Linked DNA regions of Homo sapiens: region 1 is linked to region 2. Evidence: chromatin loops called from intact Hi-C (ENCODE). Cell type or tissue: chondrocyte. All regions are shown on one strand. Links, peaks and the distances in the headings refer to the core of each region. The heading gives the core; the rest is flanking DNA. Region 1 overlaps COL23A1 (collagen type XXIII alpha 1 chain). Region 2 overlaps COL23A1 (collagen type XXIII alpha 1 chain).

Region 1 (9,753 bases), core at 1,007-9,006, 270 kb before region 2:
CTCCCAGCATCTCCCACAGAAGGAGTGGGAAGGAAAGTAGCTCGGGGAGGTTTACCACCAGCTCACAGAGCGAAGGCCAGGGCTCAGCCTTGCAGGGCCCAGGTTCAAATCCCTCCTCTGAGCCTCAGCTTCCTCATCTATGGATGCCACAGCACTGTGCCTGGAGATGCTCATGACTGTCCAGCTCGCTCCCCTGCCTGATCAAAGCCCTTGAATCCACCAGAGGTTTTCAACGCCTTCTGCCCTCTGAGAAACCCCACAGCTGTTTACAAGCCTTGGTTCTGCTTTAAATCACTCTTTCCCCATGGAGATCAGCCGGGCTCCGGGATGTTTCCGGATGTGTGAGAAACAAACAAAGCTCTGGGCTGCACATGAGCAGCAGGCCAGGCGGCCACCTGTCCTGGGACCCCGGATGGGCAGCCCTCCCCCAGCCCTGGTGCTGCCTCAGTCCCTTGCTTTGCTCAGGGACTGGGGTGTCCCCGAGCCTCAGTTTCCTCATTTGTGAAATGCAGGTCATGCCATTCTCCTCTCAAACAACAAGTTCAAATTGGGTCCCAGGTCAGTGGCCTTTGTTTCCCAGACCAATGCAAGATGCGAAGCCCCACGGGCAAGCAGACACTGGATTAGGGTTTGCCCTGGCCCTGGGGGACAGTGCTGGGAGCGACCCGTGTGTGGCCTTCCAAGAGGCCGGCAGCAGGACCCTGGACGGTGCCGCCAGCTCTGCCACCTGTGAAGCTGAGGCTTTGCTCTCTCCCTCCCTCGGCCTGTCGCGTATTTCCTAAGCCGGGTTCACAGAGCCATCTTTTGAGGCATATTAACAAGTGTTGAAACCAGCCCTATAAACGTTATAAAGTTAATTAGGGAAGAAGGGAGGGGGAGGAACAAAAATAAACCAAGCTTGTGGCACACTCAGCATCATCATGAGGTCAGCGTGCTCCCTGACCCCTTCTCGGAACTGTTTTCCTGCTGCCTCAGAATCGCGCAGGTTCTCTTACAGGGTCATGGTTCCCCTTAACTGCTCCGTAGATACCAATCTGAACGTAAAAAACTACCTTTTCCCTACTCTTTCAGAGCCTGCACACCAGTGAAACTACAAAGTCAGCTGGTCGGAAGGATCCCACGGGAGCTGATTCACCGGAGTGCGGTCTCCACATCCTGCTGATTTCAGCCCCCCGGTCCTGACCGATCAATGACCCCAATTTTCCAGCCCCTCACCCTCCATGATCCCCTTAAACACCCTGGCCCAGAACTCCTTGGGGGGATGGATTTGAGGGTCTCCTCCATCTCCTTGCTGGGTGCCCTGCAATCATTAAACTCTTTCTCTGCAGCAAACCCTGCTGTCTCAGTGTAATTGGCCTGGTACTAACGCAGCGGGCATTTGAAACTGGTGGTCCTATAACCGTGTGGCTACAGAGGGGAGGTTTCCTGGTGAAGTACATTCGGGATGTGGAGTATGGTGGCTCCATCCCTGGAGTGTCTTGATGCTCATCTGCCGGGAAAAGCCTGTGCTGCTCTTCTTGCTCTATGTTAGGGAAAGGTCCAGGGCTGGCCCTGTCCTCCTGACTGCGGCCCAGCACTCCCCAAGATCGGCTCCAGCATCTGCTGAACTGAACCAAACAAATAAACTGGCCGCGTTTAGAAGCAGACAGGAGTAAACGCTCAAATCGGCCAGAGCTGGGGGCCTGTCTTGCTTTCTGGCTGTAATTAATGCTGACGGTTCCTGTGAGGGAACGGAGCCCTCAAAATGCACTAGGACAAGGCCCCTGGAAGAAGGGCTTACCAGGATTATCAGGCCAGGACCTAGTAATTACACCCCAGATGTTGACAATTCATCAAATTACAAGGCTGGTGGGGCCTGAGGTCCCAGCCTGGGAAGTGCACATTCCTGTGTGAAGGTTCCCTGAGCCTCCTCCCAGCTCTCATTAGAGCCGGCTGGTGGATAAGGGGTGGGTGGGCAGCCCCCTTCAGGGCGGGTCAGCACCATACGGTTCTGATTTCTCAGCCTAGGCTCTTTGTACACACATGGGCTGCAGCAAGACTGTCCGGGGCTTAGCAATTTCCCAAACTCAAATTCTTTGTGCTAGGGAAAGGAAGAAAAGACCCTCAAAGTTAGGTTCAGCCCAGCTGTTGCTGGTGCCTTGAGGGTGGCACAATGTTCCTCCTGGAGCACTTCTTCCTGGGACCTAGGGCATTTTGTAGAGTGGGCTCTGTAGTGACCTATGCACCTCAACTCAGCAAACTGTAGGAGCTTCAGCTGGGTGGGGTCCCAAGCGCTTGCACCAAGGTCAGAGACTTGCCCCTCATGTGCTCCTTGGCCTTGCTTGGGCTGCTGCCCTCTGTGCTGCTCATCTGTAGTGTGAGGGGCTGGAATTGGGCAATGTCTTTCTGGGAGCCAGGTTTTATTTGATCCGTGCAGTTAAAAGAACCCAGACTGGGCATAACGGCTCATGCCCGTAATCCCAGCACTTTGGAAGGTCAATGTAGGAGGATTACCCTGGCTCAGGAGTTTAAGACCAGCCTGGGCAACATAGTGAGACCTCATCTCTAAAAAAAAAAAAAAAAAAGGTTGGGTGTGGTGGCACATGCCTGTAGCTCCCGCTACTCAGGAGGCTGAGGCAGGAGGATTGCTTAAACCGTGGAGGTTGAGGCTGCAGTGAGCTATGATGGCACCACTACACTCCGGCCTGGGTGACAGAGCGAGACTTTGTCTCAAACAAACAAAAAAACAAAGAACCCCAAACCAAATGAATTAGTCACATTTAAAAATTGCAACCTTTTACATAAACGTCCAGAGTTTGGGCTTTTCTTGAAAAGCCGGGAGATCTCGCAGACCCTGGTCCACAGGCTCCACCCTTCCCTGTGGTCTCACGCCTAGCCTGCTGCCCATGGCGAGGTGACTCGCCAGCTCTGCAGGGCATCTGATTTGTAACCCTTGGCCTAGAAAGTCTCCCAGGGCCCTTTCAGCTCTATGATGCTGTGAGGCTGTGAAACCGGCTGGCTTCTATTTTGGGGAGAGGACCTGCTCGGTGATGCCTGAGTGTGCTGGAAGTAATTACATGTATGTCCATGTCACACATCATGGCTAGCAGAGGTGGTGTTTACAGCACTGTGCCTTTGAACCGATCCCAAAAATACCTGCTGAAATGACACATTTGCCCATGACTGGTGGGGAGAGACATGATTACCCTGTCAGGTATCAGAAAATACTGTTCCTCATTAAGGTGGCAGAGAGGAAAGAGCTTGACCCCCGTGGGGTGAGGGAGGATGGAGGATGGGACCGGCGGGCCGGGATGTGTCTGACTGAGCTGCCCAGGTCACCAGCTCAGGCACAGAGGGCTGTTCTGGTGGAAGGAAGTCTGGGGGAACACACCATCAGCTCATTTTGGTGCCAGCCGTGGATGGGGTGGAAATCCAGAGTAGGGAGCAGCAGCTGACGGGAAGTGTGACCTTCACAGAAGGGTGACCGCCACAGCGTGGCCAAACTCCACGAGGCAGTCTAGAGGGAGACAGCGTGACCAGGACAGCTCGCAGCACACACTGAAGCTGCAGTCACTCTGCCTCGCCCTGTGGCCCCTGGACCATGCCCAGGCCAAGCTCTGCCCTCCTGCCCCACCCTTGGGGCATGGTTGGTTTCCCAGCCTCCCTGAGAGCTGCCCCCTAGGCTGTGGGGTGGGCCCTCCTTGGTTTCCACAGACAATTGTCACCCACTGGTAAAGAACTGGTTGAAACCCTTAAAAATGCAAAGGATTTTTATAGAATTTGGATTTCCAGCTTCTCTGGAAATGTTGGAAGATGTGGTAGTGATGACTGCATGTGCGGAACTGCACCCCGATGGGGCGGGTGCCCCGATTCACCCCAGGCCCTGCCGTTTTCTCTGCTCTCCTGCGCCCAACCAGCCTCATCTATTTTCTCACTTGCCGGCGGCTGCAAGCGTCAGTGAGCCCGTGAGCCTGCAATTCTAGCTCAGGTCCATCTCTCCAGTCCTCCCACCCTCCTGGGCCAGCCTCCGCCAGGCCCCCTACCTCCTGCCCCACATACCCATCCTTCCTGCACAGTGAAGGAGCAGGGTACATCCTGATGATGAGGTCCTGCCCCGTAGACCTGGGAGTGAGCTGCTGAATTTCCCTGGAGCGCGTTTCCTCCTCTGCAAACTGAGTGTGTTGCGGATGGAATGGCTCCCTGGATCTGGGCTCACAGCAGGCAGCAGGGGAAGGGTGGGTTAATGAGAGCAGCTGTGACGCGCTGGGCCAGCCCTGGGGTAAATGAAGCCAGGGAACAGAGTGGAGCTGAAGCAATGTGGGCCCTTCCCTCCCTATCTAGATGTCACTGGCCCTGACCACAGACCGGCCAGGCAGAAGCCTCATCATCCCCATTTCACAGATGAAGATCTGGAGCTCGGAGAGGCCAGGACACCAGCCCAAAGCTTTGCTCGAGCCCTGTGCCCTGCCTGCTGACTGCCCCTCCTCTGGCTGCTGTAGCACCTGGCACACCCTCACCCACTGCCCTCAGGGCAAAGCTGTACCCCTGGCCTGGCATTCAAGGACAACCTCTTCCTCCTGAGCGCCTCCTTCCAGACTCACGTGTCACCTCTTCTGAGGAGCCTTCTTCAGCTCCCGCCCCCGCCAGTTTCTCACTTATGGACTCACTGCTCTGTCTTCCTGCCACCTCTCCTCCCACAGTGACCAGCCACATGGCTCCAGTGCCCACCACAGATGCCCTTCCTGACCGGAGGATGTGCAGCCTTGGCTCGCACACCCCTGGTGATGTGGAACTCACTGCTCCCCGGGCAGACTGAGGGGTTTGCAAAGATTTTGTTTAAGCCTGGTCCTTCTCAGGCTAGACCCTCCACCTTGCAGCGCCTGGTTCAATTGTGCCCAGAACCTCCACGTGGCTGGGAAGACGAGGCCTCAGGTTCCAGCCCAGGGAGGGCTCTCAGCTTGGGTGGGTGGGGCTGTGGGCCCCTTTGTCCAGCCACCCGGGGTGGAACTCCAGAGTGGACAAGAGATGGCCAATTCCTCAAGGCTGGGTGCTCCAGGGACACAGGCTTCTCACCTCCCCCTACGCCCTTACCATCCCGGCCCATCTTGGGTGCACCCTCTCTGGATGTTCCCCCTGAAACTCCCCACTTATCAGCATCCTCTTCACCTTCTGACTTCGACTCACACCTCCCTTCCTCAAGGCGGTGCCCCTGACCCCCACCAGGCCAGGTCTGGGTAACGGGAGCCCCGCCTCCTAGCCCTGGCCACGAGGCATAGTGAAGCTGGAATTTGTGGGAGTTTTTTGTTCTGTCTGCCACTCAACCACAGGCTCCAAGTGGGGAGGGACCCCTGGATGTGTTTCCTGCTACCGTATCCCAAATGCCGAAGCGCCTCGTACATAACGAGAACACAGTAAATACCCGCTGAATGGATCAACAACGGTGAAGGGAACGATTCTCTGAATGAACGTCCATCCTGCTGGCTCTCGTGCCCGGCCAGGGAACACTAGAGGGCGCGCTTGACCTGCCGAAGGCTGCCTCCAGCCCTGGCGGACTCTTGCGCTGGACTCCCGCCCTCGGGCCACAGCCTGGGCGATCAGCCAGGACGCTGGCCATTGAGGATGCAGGCCCAAAAGGGGCGCCTTCAGCCTCACAGGCTTCCCTGGCTGGCATTGGTAATGGACAGAGCAGTGGGAACGGTCCCTGAACCCAGTCCGTGTGCCCAACTCTGAAGCTCTCCTGCGTCATCTCCTTGGTTCCCCCAATAGCTGAAGGGGCCGAGGCTTGGCGGGGCCAGGGACGTGCCTGAGGCCACATGGACTATAGACCCCTGGGCCCATTCTGTCTCCACTGCATGGGCTGGACATCGTGCCAGCCCTGGGTCCTGGTCGGGGGCAGCTTCATACCAAAATCACTGCTTTCTCTTTAGTCTATTTGCTTCGAAGACCTGGGCTTGGCTCGGTGACTTTGTGCAGGTCTGTGAACATGTTCTTCCATGTGATGGGGCGAGGATGCTGTGGGGCTGGTCTGTTGCCTGGGGAAGTGGGAGGCGGTTCCAGCCAGTGACCACGCTGCAAACATATCACAGGCAAAACAGCAAAGCGCAGGACCAACCCCCTCTGCTGGGCCCCCTACACTGCTGTCCCTGCTAAGTCTCCTCCCAGAGCTAGGTGTGGACAGGAGGTACCTGGGCTGCTGCCAGGAGGATGCAAAAAACTGCAGCAGATACAGGAGGCATCTGGGAGCCGAGGGCGGAGCAGCAGCTCGGGCCCCACTGACCTGGGGTGGCCGCCTCCTGTGAATGGGCTGCCCCACATGGGACACTCACGGGGACACTGGGGACACAGTGCTGGACCAAGACAAGAGGCTGGACTCAAGAGACTTAGGGCCCTGGGGAGAACGGCCAGCATGGTGGCCCTGGTTGCATCTCCCTGAGGTTCCAGTCTGCGTGCCATTATCAGGGACTCCGGAGTCGGCTTTCATCCGGTCTCAGCTTCACTAGAATCTGGGGATTGTGGGGTGGCACTGTAGGGGTCAGACGGAAATGAGATGGAGGATGTTGAAATCTAAAAACAGATGAATTTGGGATATTTCAGATAAATCGTTTAACTGATTACATTTTTATAATCAAAGCTGTTTTTGAACTACAAGAGTGCAAGAGAGCGTGTGAACGTGCGGTGCTCCATGGGCCTTTCTTGTTCACTTGATTAATTCCAAACCGTCCATCCGAGTCCTTCATTTCAAAATTGGTCCCAGGCCGAGGCCCCGTCTCACAGACCACATTTCAGCCCAGAGCTCTCGCAGTCCCCTGGGGCCCCGGCTGTCGCTGCTCCCAGGACTGAGGCCGGAGATGAAGTGCAGTCACCGCTCCCTCGACTCCAGAGGGGCTTGGGCACGGCGCTCCGGGGCCCAGGAGGTGCCGTGCGTGTGGTTTTGGGTGTGCTCAGAGCTGACCTGTGACGCCTGCCAGCCCTCGTTTCTGTTAGTCATTCAGGCTTCACCAGCAAATTAGTGCAACCGCCTCCTACCCGCACCCCTTCCTCCAGTTTCTGCCCTGTAGCCAAGGAGGCCTTTTCTACTTTTTAATAATTAATTGATTGATTTAAAATTTTATTTTTTAAAACAGACGGGGATTCGGCCAGGATTGGCAGCTCATGCCTGTAATCCTAGCACTTTGGGAGGCCGAGGTGGTCAGATTGCCTGAGCTCAGGAGTTTGAGACCAGCCTGTGCAACATGGCAAAACCCTGTGTCTATTAAAAACACAAAAAAATCAGCCAGGCGTGGTGGTGCGTACCTGTAATCCTAGCTACTTGGGAGGCTGAGGCACGAGAATCACTTGAACCCAGGAGGCGAAGGTTACAGTGAGCCGAGATCATGCCACTGCACTCCAGCCTGGGCGACAGAGCAAGACACTGTCTCCAAAAAAAAAAAAAAAAGATGGGGTTTTGCCATATTGCCCAGGCTGAGCATGCCCTGCTCCGTTCAGCTGCTCCTCTGCAGGGACACCCTGCACAGTGATACAGAACTGGACATTTCATTACCAGGGGAAGATTTAGAAATTCTTCCTAATTTCTAATAACGGCTATGACACGGAGGTATGAATGAGGAATAGGAGAGGAGGTGAAATGAAGAAATGGACTTTTAAGTTTAAGTTAGACTTAGTTTTTGTTTTTCTTTTTTCGTAAAGCAGGAAAGCATCCTAACACTTTGATACCAGGGGTGGAATACAATAGTTGGGAAGGGAGCAGCAGGGCTGGATACAGACAGGTATGAGCAGGAGAAACCAAACATCCTCTCCAAGTATGTGTTTCTGGGGGTGGTCTGAGAAGCACTCTCCTGCCAATAAGCAGCCCATCCTGGCCCCGGCCCTGCTACTGTAGACAGCTTGAGAGGCTGGCTGGTTGGTGTGAGGGAGTAGGGTCACATAGCCTGGGTGCTAATCCAGGCTTTGGCATGCAAGCAGGCCGTGTGTCTCAGCTAAGTCCTGTCACCCTCTGAGCTCAGATTTCTCATCTGTCAGGTAGGGTTGAAACCACTAGCCTCCCATGGTGAGACGGCATGCATGAGTGCGCACCCAGCAAGCACTCAATACTTGCACCTGCTTCCCTGGCACATTGGAAGGGCTTTGGGAGATGAAGGGTGACAGTCTTTTCTTCTCTGTTCCCAAAGGAAGCACCATGAGTGGGGGATCTCCAACCCCTTGGCAGTCTATCTCTGGGGACAAGTGATTTTTCTTTTTTCTTTTTTTTTTGAGACATGGTCTCGCTCTGCTCTGTCACCCAGGTTGGAGTGCAGTGGCGTAATCTTGGCTCACTGCAACCTCTGCCTCCTGGGTTCAAGTGATTCTCCTGCCTCAGCCTCCCAAGTAGCTGGGACTACAGGCATGTACCACCACACCTGGCTAGTTTTTGTATTTTTATTTTTATTTTTTTTGGTAGAGACAGGGTTTCACCGTATTGGCCAGGCTGATCTTGAACTCCTGACCTCAAGTGATCCATCCGCCTTGGCCTCCAAAAGTGCTGGGATTACAGGCGTGAGCCACCGCGCCCGGCCGGGACAAGTGATTTCTATAAACACAGAGTCAAGTTCCATCCCCCAGCCCTCGCCTCTGTCTTGGTTCTACTTGGTGCAGCTCTGGGAGCTTCTTTGGCTTCACTTCCTATCGTTTCCTGTCACCTGCTCACTCACTCCTGCCACACTGACCTTGAGTGTACCTGAACACACAAAGCTTGCTCCAACTTCATGACCTGTGCACTTGCTTTTTCCTCTGCCGGGATCTCCCCCAAGATCTCTGCAGCTTTTTCATCATTTAAATCTCACTTCAATGTTACTTTCCTCAAGAACCTTCTGATTATTTAATCCAAATTATACCTGTCCATTCACCCAGCCAACACTCTCATCACATCCTTGTTTTATTCTCTTGTAAGTACATTAAATGATATCGAAGAAATGTTTAAATAGCTTTCTGAATGTGTAAAACAAACCAGAAAGTCACTAAAGCTTAATGTTAAGAGTTAAGACAATCAAACTACCAAAGAAGAGGAAAAGCAAACATTGTGACATTGTAAATAGGAGATGATGAGAAAGTCTAATGTTTTCTGTGTAAGTCAAAGTTCAGGCAAGATTAAGCCCTGCATGAGTGACAGGTGGTTTCATCTTAGTCAGATGCCACAGTTTAGAGAGGAAAAAGCGCTCATGATAAACAAGATACCTCCGGGAAGATGACATTGAGCTTCTAATTATTCATTCCTCTCTATCCCAGGGCAAACTCCCATTCCCATATGGTTCTCTAAAGACTGTGACTGGGCCTGATCCATCTTTGTGCCACCCCAGTGCCCAGGCCAGGGTATGACACCCACCAGATTTGTTGAACACAGCCAAGCCTCCTATTTCTGAGATGGGCAAATCACTTTATCCACATAAATACTGATTACTACCCCAAAATGCAAGAGTGCCGTGCCTAGGGCTCCTCTGAAGGCTCAACTTTTGATCCACAATGTTCTGAGTTAGGAATTATCCCTATGCTGTTGATTCTATGATGTCTTCCGTCCCTGGACCAGTTGGGATCCAAAAGCTCTTAAACACGGGTGATTTCCTCTTTAAACTCTATGCCTGCAATTCCAACCTTTACCACGAGGTGACAGGATTACACAAACCTTATCAAAACTAGTTTAATCTCTGACTAGTTCTAATTAAAATATGCCCTAAATTAAAACAATATTCATACATATATGTATATATTTTAAAACTTATATTGGCATAGCTTTAAAAGTGT
Region 2 (9,753 bases), core at 1,223-9,222:
CTCTTCTCCCAGGACCCTCCCTGGATCCCCTCCCTCCTCTCTGCTCCCAGGATGAGGGTGCAGACCCTGCAAAGCTGGCCGTCTGCCCCCCAGAGCTGCCTCGTCCTGACACTGGGGGCCGTCCCAGGGCCTGGCTGCGGTGACGCGCCACTAACACTTACTGGACGATGAGGTAAAAGGACTGAGGGTTCACGAGGGCAGAGTGGGACTGGGATGAGGGAACCAAATGCAAGGATGAAGGGAAAACAGAAAACTGTCCAGGTTTCTGCCACAGCCAGTCCTATTTGTACCATGTAGCAAGGGCAGCTATTTCTGTCCGTGACACCCGCTTCCATCAGCCCCACAAGGACAGAAGGCAGCCTGAGGCAACTCCGTGCCAAAGGTGTGGGCTTGGCAGGCTCACAGCAGAGATTGTGGGCACCATCTCTGCAAGGCCAGGGGCACCCGAGCTGTGGGGCAGCACAAGGGGCCTGTGTGAGGCCCCTGGAGGAACACGGAGGAGGCACAGGGGCTCCAGGGCAGAGAAGCCGGAGGGAAGCCGCTCGCATGCAGAGTGGCCTTCCAAGCTTGGGGGGCATCCTTCTGGGAGCGCCTGGGTCCACAGAGCTCCCAAACTCTGCTCAATTCAGGCAATTTGGGAAGTAAAACAGGAAATGTCAGCTGCAAAAGGTAGAGAAGGCTTTTCAGGGAAGGTATTTCCAAACTATTTCCCCGTAGGGAATACATTTCCGTGACACTGAGTGGCAAGTACCCCGACAGTATCTGATTCACGCCAGCACCGAGCTAAATGCAAATGACTTTCAATCATCAGCCCCTGGGGCACACTCGGAACTCAGCAGAGCCGAGCCCTGGCCCAAGTCACCTCTATGACCGGCAGTGAGAAAAAAGGCGGGTGGCGAGAACATGGGAAAGAACATGGGTAAGAATATTGGCTCTCCTGGGCCAGATTTTGGACTTGATAGTCCCCATAATCACGTGAGCCAATTCCTTCAAATAAATCTCTTTATGCATGCACGTGTGGGCACACACACCCACACACCCACACACACACCCACACATCCCCATACACACCCCCACACCCACACACTCACACCCACAAACACACCCACACACCCCCATACACACCCCCACACACACCTACACCCACACCCCCACAACCACCCACACACACACCCCCCACACACACCCACCCACACCCCCCCACACACACACACCCCCCATACACACCCCCCACACACCCACCCCCCACACACCCACACACACACCCATACACACCCCCCACACCCACACACCCACCCCACACACCCCCACACCCACACCTATACCCACATACCCACCCCCCACACACCCCCCACACACACTGACACACACCCCCACACCCACCCACCTACACACCCCCACACCCACCCACCTACACACACCCACACCCACACCCCCATACACACCCACACCCCACACCCACCCATACACACATCCCACACGCACACTTACACCCACACCCACCCCCCACACACACCCACACACCTACACCCACATACCCACACCCACCCCCCACACACCCCCATACCCACCCACACACACCCACCCACAAACACACCCACCCCCACACCCACACACACATACCCCCCCTCACCCCCACACACACACCCTATTGGTTCTGTTTCTCTGGGGAACCTTGGCAAACTCTGTAAAGAACAAAGAGGCCTGCTGGACTCTGGGCTAAGGAAGGCAGCCAGCATAGCAGCATCACTCCCGGCACCGTGTGTACAGATGTAGTCAGAATCACTGTGACAAATGCCCACTCCGGCCGGGCCCTGCACTGCTGCCTCCACCTTTTTTGGGCCATTTAATCCAAGGGCTGATTGCATATCTCCTCTCATATGTCCCACAGTCATGCCAAAATTAACAGATCTCAACAAACTCTTAATCGTCCCCATCCTGGTCCTGCTCTCATCCTGGCAAGTGGCACCAGTGAGTTCCCAACTCAAAAATCTGGGCATCATCCAAAAACCGGGAGTCACCCGATCTTCCCTCTCCCTTGCTCCCCCTCACTCAGTCCACCTCCACGTCCTGCCAATGTCCTGTGGGGATCCCTATCCACATCCTTTGCCTATTCTTTTTTTTTTTTTTTTTTGAGACAGAGTCTCATTCTGTCACCAAGCTGGAGTGCAGTGGCGCAATCTCGGCTCCCTGCAACCTCTGTTTCCCATCTTTGCCCATTCTTTACTAGAGCCTCTGGCTTGTCCTTATTCTTGTATAAGAGCACTTTATATCTCATGCATATTAACTATGTATTTGTTGTATGTGTTGAAATTGTTTTTTCATTTTGTCACTTATTTTCAAACTTAAGGTGGCATTTGCTTTCTATACAGAATTTTTAAAAATGTCCATCAAGGCTTTTTAATAGCAAAAACAACAAAAACTTAAATAAAAATAAATGTCTATCAGCAGCAGACGAGATGAATAGTAGTATGTTCATACACTGCGATGGCATGCTGCAGTGCTCCATTGTAGAAACGACAGTCACAGGAAATGACTAGACCTGCAAGCATCCATACAAATACTTCTTTTTTTTTGAGATGGAGTCTCGCTCTGTTGCCCAGGCTGGAGTGCAATGGCACGATCTCGGCTCACTGCAACCTCCGCTTCCCAGGTTCAAGCAATTCTCCTGCCTCAGCCCCGAGGAGCTGGGATAACAGGCGCATGCCACCACACCCGGCTAATTTTTGTATTTTTAGTAGAGACGGGGTTTCACCATGTTGGTCAGGCTGGTCTCGAACTCCTGACCTCAGGTTATCCACCCGCCTCGGCCTCCCAAAGTGCTGGGATTACAGGCATGAGCCACCATGCCCGGACCCATACAAATACTTCTTGAAAAAAAAAATGAAGGGATAAAACAGATGAAAAGACACACAAATAACAAGTAGTAGGACAATAAAATATATTGCCATGGTACACATATTTAATAAAATATAATATACAGAAAACATGCAGAAAAAGTATAGCTACCAACTCAAGACATTTGTTGCCTGGCAGAGAATAGGGGAATGGGAGAGGAACTGGTACCTTGGCTCTGTCTAAAACATTTCATTTCTTGGCCAGGCACGATGGCTCATGCCTGTAATCCCATCACTTTGGGAGGCTGAGGTGGGCAGATCACCTGAGGTCAGGAGTTTGAGACCAGCCTGACAAATATGGTGAAACCCTGTCTCTACTAAATACAAAAAATTAGCCAGGCGTGGTGGTGTGCTCCTGTAATCCCAGCTACGTGAGAAGCTGAGGCAGGAGAATCGCTTGAATCCGGGAGGCAGAGGTTGCAGTGAGCCGAGATTGCACCATTGCACTCCAGCCTGGACAACAAGAGCAGAATCCTGTCTCAAAAAACAAAACAAAAACAAAAACAAAAACAATTTCTTTAACAACAAAATAACAAACATGAGAAAATGATGTTATTCATTAAATCTAGATGAAACGGACATCAGTATTATATTCTTCTCTGTACTTTTTTATATATTTGAAACATTCTGTAATGAAAATTAAAATTATTTTTTAATATTAAGTAAAGAAAGGATCTGGTTGGGCAAAAGAATGATCAGATACCTCCATGAGACTCCATTCTTGCTTCTAGCAAATTACCATAATGTGCAAATATATCATTTCTGGAATCTGAAGTGCTCTACTCCCAGGAAACTAGGAAACCTAGCAAGTTGTTTTATCTGTGAGAGCTGATCTGAGTTCACATAACTTCACTTAGTTTTTGCCCAAATATGTAAACTAAAGAAGATTTTTCTGTCTATACAGAAAATTTAACCTTTTAAGCTTAAAATGTTCAAGGAAATGTTTTCTTCTATGGCAAGGTTTTTCAACCTGGGCACTACTAACATTTGGGACCGGATAGTTCTTTGTGGTGGTGGCTGTCCTGGGCTTTGTAGGACACTCAACAGCACCCCTGCCTCTACCTAGTCCATATGCCAGTAGCACCCACAAAGTATGATCAACTACAAATGTCTCCAAATACTGCCATGTGACCTCCTGGGGGCAAAACAGTCCCAGTTGAGAAGCACGGCTTTATGGTTTCTGACTTCAGTGCCAGGCTTATAAAATCTGTTTCTACTGCGTAATTTTAAAAAGTGATGTATCGTATTTTTGTCTAGCCAGCCATGGTTGTATTTTTTACATTTAGATCTTCAATCCATGTGGAATATACCCCGGCATAAGAAGTCAGGTAAGAAGCCAGATAGTATTACTGCACTGAACCTGTCCCCCAGGAAAGGCCGCTACAGCATGTGGGTGAGCTCCTGGCATAGGGGGGCGTGTGATAATGACACCCCACAGAGTAAAAGGCTGCACCTGTCACTCAATAGTTGGCACGGAGTTGGCCAAGCTGGGGTCAAGACAGCTCTGGTCTTGTCTTCCCAGAGTTTCAGGGATTCTCCACTACAATTAAACCTGATGGTGCTCTGTAAGTACTGGGTCAGTGGCAAATGTTCTAGAAATCTGTTTTCTAACAGATAGTCTACCTTTCACAGAATCTTCATCATCTCCCCAAACCAACAGCAAACCGCTTGATTCTGGAACCATCTGGAAAATTCTGAGGGTCTTCCATTTTTGGAGAGAAACACCAGAGCAGGTGGTTAACTTTGTGTGTCACTGCTCTTGGTTTGAACTTTTGTGTGCTTTCTAGTAATTTTAAAATATATATTAATATATTATATGTTATATATTATATTAATATATTTTATATTTATATATTTAAATATATATAAATTATTTTTCTTTTACATTCCTGTTCAATTTCTATAGAATTTAATGAGTATAATGGGCTCCATCTAGTGGTCACAAGAACATCTCCAGATTCCAATGGTCAGCACAGAAACTTCAAGATCTTTATTTATAGGACATGACACATTTTATAATTGATAGACTCAGGTGGTTAAACTATGCTTTAAGAGAAGACTTCTAATTATTTTTTTCCTTTCATCAGTGGGTCTTACAAATTGGTTCTTAAGGTCCACTGCCCAAAACCATGCTTACCATCTTCTCTTCCAAATTGATCCCTCTTTGGGGATTTCCTGTTTCTGCGCAGCTTCCCCTCCCCAAAGGCATGCTGCTTCAGGCTTCTCTGTCTTCTCCTGTGCCCACCCACCCAGTTTGTGAGTTCTGTCCACCACATGACCCAGTGCCTCTCACAGCTGTTCCCGGCTATCAATTCTCATGGCCATTCGACAGGGCGTTATCAACCCTCCTCCCCGTGCCTGGCACCGTGCTGGATTTAGGGGATGCTGCAGTGAACCAGGCAAGCTGTCTCCTGCCCTGAGCACCCCCTCAGGGGCCCCTCTGTTGGAACCAAGTATGATCTAGTCTGTCCTTCATGCTGTTTCCAGAGCCCTCGTCTTAAAGCTAAATTCCACTCAGACACCATCAACTGTGTCCCATGGAATAAAGCCTCAATCTCTCCAGACCCTGGACTCACCCTCCCCTCCCACTGCCACCTTCCAAGCAAACAAGAGTTCCCACCGGTGCTCGGAGCTCCCCTCTGCCTCCACTCAGGATGTCAGTCTCTCAGAATGCATCCCCCATCCCAGGTGGCTAACCTGACAACCAGTCTTCAAAACCTTGCCCAATTATCATCTTCCCCAGGAAGGACCCTCCTCCAACCCAGATCCTCCTGACCCGAAGTGATCTCTCCTTGTAATTTCTGTAGGACTGGTGTTTCCTCAGGGCTCATCCTATTCTCCGCATCTGTTATGGGTCTTGTACCTCTCCTGCCTTCCTCTAACAACTGGGTCTGCAATTGCCTCTAAGAATCTTAGTCAATAGCTCCCCCAGGACCAGCACAAAATAGGGTAGGAGAGACGAATGAATGAATGAATGAATGAACAAATACCTATGCATAGTGAAGCGAGGGAATGGCAACCAGCCTCCAGAGTATTCTCGTGCCCCCCAAAAAATCAGACACACAAATGACCTCCTTTCACTTGGCAGAGTCTGACATACCAAGGTAGCTGCCTTATAGGCCACTCAATTTTGCCATAAACTCAAGTCGACTGAGATTTAATGCTTATAAATATATACGTGTATCATTTTAAAAAATTCTATAAAAAATAATCCCAAAAAGGGTAACAATTTCTTGCATTGAAATCCTATGAGAGGCTGGGCAAGGTGGCTCACCCCTGTAATCCCAGCACTTTGGGAGGGGATCTTTTGAAAGCAGGAGTTCGAGACCTGCCTGGGCAAAAAAGTGAGCTCCTAACTCACCAAAAAAAATTAAAAAAAAAAAAAAAAAAATTTTTTTCAGACAGAGTCTCACTCTGTCGCCAGGCTGGGGTGCAGTGGTGCGATCTTGGCTCACTGCAACCTCTACCTCCCGGGTTCAAGTGATTCTCCTGCCTCAGTCTCCTGAGTAGCTGGGACTACAGGCGCGTGCCACCACACCTGGCTAATTTTTGTATTTTTAGTAGAGGATTTCACCATGTTGGCCAGGATGGTCTTGATCTTCTGACCTTGTGATCCCCCCGCCTTGGCCTCCCAAAGTGCTGGGATTACAGGCGTGAGCCACTGCGCCTGGCCAGGAAAATTTTTTTTAATTAGCCATGGTGGCACACGCCTGTGGTCCCAGCTATTATCCCGGCTGAGGCAGGAGGATCACTTGAGCTCAGGAGTTCAAGGTTGCAGTGAACCGTGACTGCACCACTGCACTTCTGCCTGGCCGACAGAGTGAGATCCTATCTTAAAAAAAAAAAAAAAAAAAGTCCCAAGACAGCGTGTGCCCTTCGCTAGGCTCTTTTCCAGCCAACAAAGGCAGTAAGGCAGTAAACAGGCTGAATATGAGCAACTTTTACCACTTCTGTTCCGCTCTGTGACATTTTCCATAAACTATCAACGAAATGTATCAGGTTCTGTATAACTTCCACATTGTGCTTTCTACGGTCCTAAGTGGAGTTTCACTCCTCTACGCAAACTGCCAAATGTTTTGATGGAGCAGAGGATTTCTGACTTGCATTAAACTCTGGATTATTATTCATTTCTGGAAAATCACCCGACATTGCAAGTACAGTGCCCATCCTTGGAAACCAAGCACAATGTCTCTGCAATATTCTGCAAGGATCCAAAAAGACACAAAAAGAAAACGAAAAGGATGATACCATTCTGGAATGTTCCTGACAATGTCCAGGCAGTTTGAGCCTGGTTAGTAACAAGTGCAAACAGCGTGACGGGCAGAAGCCCAGCTCTGCTCGAGGCCTTCTGGGCACGTGGGTGGCTGATGAGGGTTCACGGCCACACACTTTCCTTTTCTGTTTCTCTCACTCCAGCATCGCCAGCATCTTCATACCCACGTCCTAGAAGAACGTGCCAGTAAAGTCTGCCAAGCCCTCGCTCTTCCCCTCCTGAAGATTCCCAGTGGCCTCCTACTCTGTGTCTCTTCTCCCTTCCTCTCTGGCAGCTCCCGACTGATGGCGACGGACCTAACAACAGACAAGCTCTGAGGACGCAGTGCCAGGCCTCGTTCTAAGCTGTCTGCACATGTGAACCCATTTGATCCTCAAAACCATCCCATGACACAGCTACTCTCAGAAACCCCACTTCACTTCACAGGTGGAAAACCGAGGCACAAGGAGGATAAGTGTGAGGTCACGGAGCCGGTGAGCAACAGAGAATCGGGCCACGCAGCCTAGATGGGAAGTCAACACACTTTCCCCTGGGCCACGCTGCCTCTTGGTGTGTTTTATTTTTTCCTTTCTTCTTTTTTTTTTTCTTTGAGATGGAGTCTCGCTCTGTCACCCAGGCTGGGGTGCAATGGCTCAATCTTGGCTCACTGCAACCTCTGCCTCCTGAGTTCAAGCAATCCTCCTGCCTCAGCCTCCTAAGTAACTGGGATTACAGGCGTGTGCCACTATGCCCAGCTAATTTTTGCATTTTTAGTAGAGACGGGGTTTCGCCATGTTGGCCAGGCTGCTCTCGAACTCCTGACCTGAGGTGATCTGCCCACTTCGGCCTCCCAAAGTGCTGGAATTACAGATGTGTGCCACCACGCCCAGCCCTCCTGGTGTGCTTTAAGTGGAGCCAACCCTTTGGTTACACCTTTGCAAACCACCTGGCGGTGACTGGGCCAGCCGTCACCGGAAGAGTCTGGTCACCTACTGCTTGTGCCCAGCTATATTCGTTCTCTCTTCTGGGAAAAGATCCTAATTTTTCATGAAGGAACCACCCTCCCCGACACCACATGCTTCTGGTATTGCCAACCCTCCCCCACTTTGTCTCCCCTGGTTCCAAGAATGGTCACATGATCCACCAATGACCTGGCCCATCAACGTGTCCCATGCTCCAAGTCAGTGCAATTTTTCAAGGAGAGGCACCTGCCCCAAGCCAGGCAAACTGGGATCCATTCTGGGACGTAAAAAAAAAAATCATGGTAAAATACATATAACATAAACCTGAGCATTTTAAAGCACGAAGTTCCAAGATTAAACACAACAACCATCCCCTCTATCCACTTCCAGGACTTTTCATCTTTCCAAACAGAAACGAGGTGCCCCTTAAACAATAACTCCCTGGGTTAGTGTCTGGGTGTGGACATAAAAAGGTACCACAGACTGTGCGGCTTAAAACAGCAGAAATGTGATAAGGTGCCGTCAGGCTGATTTCCTTCTGAGCTCATGGCTCAGCAAAAGTGTCTTCTCCACGTGTCTTCACATGGCCTGCCCTCTGCATGGGTCTACGTGTCCAAATCTCCTTTTATTACAGGGACAGCGGTCATGAGGGCCCACCCTAAGGCCTCATGTCACCTACTCTCCAAGGGAACATTGTTATCTCCAAACACAGTCCCATTCTGAAGCCCTGAGGGTTAGGACTTCAAGATACGAATATGGGAGGACACAGTTCAACCCATAACACTCCCCATGCCCCAATTCTGAGACTTTCGGGAAAGAACAGTGCTGTATCTGCTGGGGTTGCTGAGCACATGTGATATACACCTAGAGCTATACTGGCGGCCACCTTCCCAAGCATAGGTCACTCCAGCAGAGGCTGTCTGAAGACAAGCGGAGAAGAGCTGAGAGAGGAGAGCGAGCCCTGAGCCCAGATGGGCCTGAAGCCAGCTGCACCTCAGACCTTTCCATTTCTAGTTGTCTGCACTAAAAATTTCCTTTTTCGCTTTATTAGTGCAGGGTGATCAGAACACTAATTAATGTTCTGATGCTTGTAACCCAAAGAGTGAGTGAATGCAAGGGCCACAGTGACCCTTGGCTCCAGGACACGTGGAGTGGGACCACAGGGCAGTTATTTACAAGGCGGAGTCAAGACTCAAGTCCAGGTTCCCAGGCTCCAAGGTGCCGGCCCTCACCAGTTCCCTGGGATGCCCCCGAGTCACTACTGTTCACAGACGGTGGAGGCCGGACCATAGGGCAGCTCCCAGGGGGAGGCTTCAGGACCCACCTGGCCAGAGCCTCCCTGCAGGAACCTGTGTTTGCTGCGGTAAAGCCCAGCCTCTCCCCACAGACTGAGGGCTCCCGTCCTTCAGTCAATACCCTCAGGCCTGCAGCGTGCCTGGGAGAACAAAGCACGAGGAAGTCAGACAACAGGCTACACAGCAGGCCTTCTTCCCTCCATCACAGCACACACGCAGCCCTGTCTGAATAACACAGGGTCGGAAATGACCCAAACGTCCTTGGCGGGGACTGGCCAAGTGCATTACAGGACATTCCAACAGCATGGCCAGATTCTTTCCTGGACCAAAACAAGGCAGCAGCTATC

What was found. Peaks named below come from ENCODE experiments on the same cell type or tissue, not always from the same donor. Only the 100,000 strongest peaks of a DNase experiment are listed, where the experiment ranks them.
Region 1: it touches region 2 in a loop (7-fold over the local background); 94 of 110 quality-filtered maps call a loop at or near these places.

Annotation. Positions count from the first base shown.
Region 1 is chr5:178,274,655-178,284,407 of GRCh38, forward strand. The region is part of intron 5 of COL23A1 (collagen type XXIII alpha 1 chain); the gene reads right to left. Among named protein-coding and RNA genes, the nearest start is that of PHYKPL, 47 kb to the left of the region's middle. In chondrocyte, for the core only: a CTCF peak has its summit at 5,492 (motif pointing right); DNase peaks (open chromatin) are centred at 3,877, 4,617, 5,527, 6,127 and 1 weaker place.
Region 2 is chr5:178,546,438-178,556,190 of GRCh38, forward strand. The region is part of intron 2 of COL23A1 (collagen type XXIII alpha 1 chain); the gene reads right to left. Among named protein-coding and RNA genes, the nearest start is that of COL23A1, 39 kb to the right of the region's middle. RefSeq lists an enhancer at 7,596-8,154. In chondrocyte, for the core only: CTCF peaks have their summits at 4,829 (motif pointing left) and 5,032; no DNase peak of the experiment used is centred there.